Regions from separate parts of the Homo sapiens genome. Here region 2 is linked to region 1. The links are chromatin loops, found by intact Hi-C in ENCODE. Cell type or tissue: natural killer cell. All regions are shown on one strand.

Region 1 (2,500 bases):
TCTTGCCCTTTGCCTTCAAGGTAAAAGCCTCTTTTTTTTTTTTTTTTTTTTTTTTTTTTTTTTTTGAGACGGAGTTTCCCTCTTGTTGCCCAGGCTGGTGTGCAATGGTGCGATCTTGGCTCACCGCAACCTCCGCCTCCTGAGTTCAAACAATTCTGCCTCAGCCTCCTGAGTAGCTGGGATTACAGGCATGTGCCACCACGCTCAGCTAATTTTGTATTTTTAGTAGAGATGGGGTTTCTCCGTGTTGGTCAGGCTGGTCTCGAACTCCTGCGTCAGGTGATCCATCCACCTCGGCCTCCCAAAGTTGCTGGGATTACAGGAGTGAGCCACCATGCCTGGCGGTAAAAGCCTCTTAAAGACATTATATTGAGTGAAATAAGTTAGACATAAAAGTGTAAATACCCTATGATTCCCCTTAGATGAGATACCTAGGGTAATCAAACTCATAGAGACAGAAAGTAGAATGGTGGCTGCCAGGGCATTGCATAATGGGTATAGAGTTTCAGTTTTGCAAGATGAAGAGAGTTCTGGGGCCGAGCGAGGTGGCTTATGCCTGTAATCACAGCACTTTGGGAGGCTGAGGCAGGAGGATCACTTGAGGTCAGTAGTTCGAGACCAGTCTAGGCAACATGGTGAAACCCCATCTCTACTAAAAATACAAAAATTAGCTGGGGGTGGTGGCGGGTGCCTGTAGTCCCAGCTACTCGGGGGGCTGAGGCAGGAGAATCGCTGGAACCGGGGAGGTGAAGTTTGCAGTGAGCCAAGATCGTGCCACTGCACTCCAGCCTGGGCAAGAAAGCAAGACTCAGTCTCAAACAAAAAAAAAAAAAAAGAAAGAAAGAAAATAGTTCTGGGTATATTTGTTGCATAACAATGTGAATGTACACTGTACAACGTAAAAATGGTTGAGATGGTACGTTTTATGTGTATTTTATCACATTTTTAAAGAAAATTACATTGCCTAAAAAGGTATAATAAAAGCCTCATCCTAAGGCTAGCTCCCCCTGGTGGTGGGAGAGTTGCAGCACATTGAGGCGAGGCTACAGGTGTCACTAAGGTGCTGGGTGTCTCCCTTCACCCATCATGCAGCCCACCCAGGCTTCTCTCTGGTTGGACCATAATAGTATGTTTCTGGATCATGCACTCTGCTGGCATCACATTCTAGGGCTCTCTTTGGAAATTTGGGAAGAAACTTTTTTTTTTTTTTTTGAGACAGAGTTTCACTCTTGTCACCCATGCTGGAGTGCAGTGGCGCCATCTTGGCTCAATGCAACCTCTGCCTCGTCCCCCGAGTAGCTGGGATGACAGGCACGCAACACCATGCCTAGCTAGTTTTTGTATTTTTAGTGGAGACGGGGTTTCACCATGTTGGCCAGGCTAGTCTCGAACTCCTGACCTCCAGTGATCCGCCCGCCTCGGCCTCCCAAAGTGCTGGAATTGTAGGCGTGAGCACTGCACCTAGCCTTGGGGAGAAATTTTGGCTGTCACAATAATTGGTCATTTACAGAATGTGGGCCAGGGGCATTAGATTTCTGATAATGTATGGGTAAATACATTACAGAATTTTCCCACATTCCGCACAACTTTTAATGCCCTGCTCGACATTAATGTAGATTTTTAAAAACTTGTGTGTAATAATTTGAGCCTAGCCTCTCATTCCATTTTATATATAAATATAAACTATTTTTGCATGGTTTTAATATAAACAGAATATCCAGATATGAGGCTAATGAGTAAATTGACAGAAAATAGTATTTAGCTACATTTGGAACTTTACCAAAAGTTGTTCACTGTTTCAGAAAATCATGTCTTCAACAACCAACACTTGTGGTATTTGAGTCACTGATTTAGCCCTGCATATTGCAATTCACACTGCATAATGCAATTCACACTGCATATTTTAACATCTCTGAAATCAGGATGTATCCTACAATCAATGACGTCTACAAAATACACTAGTGAATATTAGTCTGCATTTGAAGCTGTTGCATTGATTTCTTGCTTGGATTCTTATAACAACCTCCCAACTGGTCTCCCTGCTTCCATCCTTCTCCTCCTACAATGTTTTCAACAGAGCAGCCAGATTTTTCCTTTTAAAATGTAGGTCAGATCATGTCACTCCTCTGCTCAAAACCTTCTCATGTTTCACCAGTTTACTCAGAGTACAAGCCTTACAGTGGCCCATGAGGCCCTTCAAGATCTGGCTTCTTTACTTCTCTGACCCATCTCCTACTTCTGCTTTTATTTATAGTACCTGCTCTAATCCACCTCCCTGGTCCGTTTACAGACCACGCACTTGCTAGACAAGCTTCTGCCTTAGGGTCTTCACATTAGCTATTCCACCTGCCTGCGTATTTTTCCCCTAGATAATCGGTGTGATTCATTCCCTCACCTCCTTTAAATCTTTGCTCAAATGTACCTTCTAGTGAGGCTGCCTTGACTACTCTATTTTGAACTGCAAGTCACTACCCACCTCTCTACTGCTCTGAACTCTTAT
Region 2 (2,500 bases), 220 kb before region 1:
TGACACTTAAGTGGAGACCAGAAGCCTGAGGAGGGAAAGAGCATTACGGACAGGGGGCGAGGGGCCCTGTGATGAGGGTTTTGAGGTGGGTGAAGAGGATGGCACATTTCAGAAACCCAAAGACAGTTGGTGCCACTGGACTATGGTGAGTGGACAGATTCGACTGGGGGTACTGCATTGCAGGCTGAAGCCAGATTATAGAAGGTCAGACTGGAGGGATGGAACATGTTGAAACATTTTCTGAGACCAGGTTATCTCGGAGTGTGTTTCTGTATTTCAACCTGAGGACTTCCGTGGAGAAAGGGATGTAGGGAGAAAGTGAGGGTCTCGCCACAACATCTCGTGACTCCTCTCCCTGTTTGCAGCCGGGCGATGGGGCCATTGCGGTGGATGAGCTACAGGATAACAAGAAGCTGAAGGTGGGTGCCGTATGGAGTCTGCCCAGTGGGGACACTGCAGGGTCTCAGTGGATGATCACAGGCCCAGGGTATTGTGGCCCTGTGCTGGGGACCCTGGCTGTGCTCAGGCCTAGGAAACTCCTGGGAGCGCTGCCAGGGTGAGGCAAGGGAGGAGAGGGCTCTTTTTCTGAGAACTCTCACCTCTAGATGGCCTTTGAGGAGGTGCTAGTTTGGGAGCTAAGTCTGGAATGTTACAGTCCTCTCTGCCATTAGCTTGCTGTGTGACCTTGAGCTTCAGATTCTGCATCTGTAAAATGACTGTTTGAACTAGATGAATTCAAGTCCTAATGTACAGCCCAACATTGTATGATTGATATAAAAGCCAGATTACCTATGGCTTTGGAATGCCCCAGAACTAAGAGAAAGATAGCAGGGGAACTGGAGAGGACAGGAGTCTGAGGTTTCTGAAAAACTGTGTCTTAGCTGTTTATAGTCTATGAAGTATCTGGAAAGAATTATGGGGAACTTTGAAAGGAGTTCCGAACTTGAACCTAAAGAACCTCCCCCATCCAAAGAAAATCTCTGACTTGTGGTGAAGTAGTGTCACCACAACCACTAGATGGCAGAAGAGTTCAGATCAGAGGGATGAGGGGGAAGAAAGGAGGGAGGAAGAAGAGAAGGGAGGGAGGACTCCGCAAGTGTGGAAGCGTTGTCTTTGGATGTTCCATTGTAAATCAGATGATATTTCTATATGTGTCACTATGAATAAGTGTCACATCTGTGTCTGTACAGTATAGATGTGTGTGTATGTGTGTACCTGTGAGGGTCTCTGAGCACATGGGCAGAAAAAAAACCAAAACAAAACTGAAAACTGGGAATCAGAAGACCACAGAAGACCTGGGTACCAGTCTGACTCTTTCATTTACTTCCTGCATGACCTTGGCTTAGGCACCTAGCTTCTTTGAGTTTTCCTTTCCCTTTCCATAGATGGGGATCATAGCTTTGCTTGTCTCTGGGAGTGGGGCAATGATAAAACGTGATAATGCTCTTTGTGGACTGTAAAGGGCTGTAGCCATGTGCAGTGGGTCTGTCTGTGTGGTGTGTGGGTGAGGGAGTGTTTCTGAGGGTGTACTTGCAGGGATGTGCAAACCCTTCATAACGTGATATTCCTAATACACCAGGTTGCTCCCTGTGGAGACGTTGGGAAATTATTCAGTACCTAAAACAAAATAGTCCTGGAAGAGCTGAGGGGAGGCTGAGAAAGAAAGTAGTGTAACTCTTCTGGTTGGAGGTGGAGGAAGAGGGGAGGTCAGGATAAGGCATCTGTGCTTTCTCCCTGATCTTTATGGGAAAGAGGCAAGGTTAGTGATGCCCTCGTGTGGTTCCTCCCCTGGCTTGGACAGGGGCCCACTGTGCGGCTCTCCTCTTGCTCAGCTCCCGTCCTTGCTGACCCGAGGGAGCAGCTCGACCTCTCTGCACAACAGCACCATCCGCAGCACCATCTACCAGCTCATGCTCCACAGCCTGGACCCCCTGAGGGAAGGTAAGCAAGGCCTCTCCAGACCTTTGTGGTTTGCCCCATCCACTCCTTCCCTCCTGCAGCTGGAGAAGAACTGGGACCTGAAAATCCTAGAGGCAGTGAGGAGGGAGTGGGAAGAGATAATAAGCAGAGGAAAGTAGTAAAAGTCAGACAGTCTGGGAAAGAGGGTAGAGACCAAGACAGGGGACTCACCAAGAGAGGGCAACAAAGAACATGGAGGCTAAGGTCCTTGGGTATCCACATCCCACTTCCCTGCCTCTGTCCCTCCCTGTAAAATGAAGGCATTAACCTGCAGTTAGGCTGTGAGTACCATGTGCTCTGCACAGATTTGGGATGGGGCTGCCCTGCAAAGCCCACTGCCCAGGAGTCAGCCCCAGTGTTCCATGGAGAGTGTCTAGCCAAGCAGCTCAGCCCAGGCTGACTGGCCTGGGCTGCTTCTGGGGACGCCTCTTGTAGGGTCCCAAAGCCCAGAAGTTCTTAGTGGCACTTCCTTTTGCTTTATATTCAACTCTGGAGTCCTAGGAAACCTGCCAACTCCTCCCCAAGTCTGGAATCCCAAAGG

Evidence for each region. A loop is a pair of places that touch in the nucleus more often than their neighbours do. Peaks named below come from ENCODE experiments on the same cell type or tissue, not always from the same donor. Only the 100,000 strongest peaks of a DNase experiment are listed, where the experiment ranks them.
Region 2: a loop joins it to region 1, with 23 times the contacts of the local background. A loop is called at or near these places in 65 of 110 quality-filtered maps.

Annotation. Positions count from the first base shown.
Region 1 is chr15:65,856,026-65,858,525 of GRCh38, forward strand. The region is part of intron 2 of LOC105370866 (a long non-coding RNA gene); the gene reads left to right. Among named protein-coding and RNA genes, the nearest start is that of TRQ-CTG1-4, 12 kb to the right of the region's middle. RefSeq lists a silencer at 1,002-1,091 and enhancers at 1,973-2,062, 2,123-2,202. In natural killer cell, CTCF peaks have their summits at 1,007 (motif pointing left) and 1,208; DNase peaks (open chromatin) are centred at 1,026 and 1,886; H3K27ac peaks cover 590 bases.
Region 2 is chr15:65,637,763-65,640,262 of GRCh38, forward strand. It overlaps SLC24A1 (solute carrier family 24 member 1), which reads left to right. Exons shown (of 10, transcript NM_004727.3): 3 at 366-419; 4 at 1,833-1,941. Among named protein-coding and RNA genes, the nearest start is that of SLC24A1, 17 kb to the left of the region's middle. In natural killer cell, a CTCF peak has its summit at 1,015 (motif pointing right); a DNase peak (open chromatin) is centred at 1,029.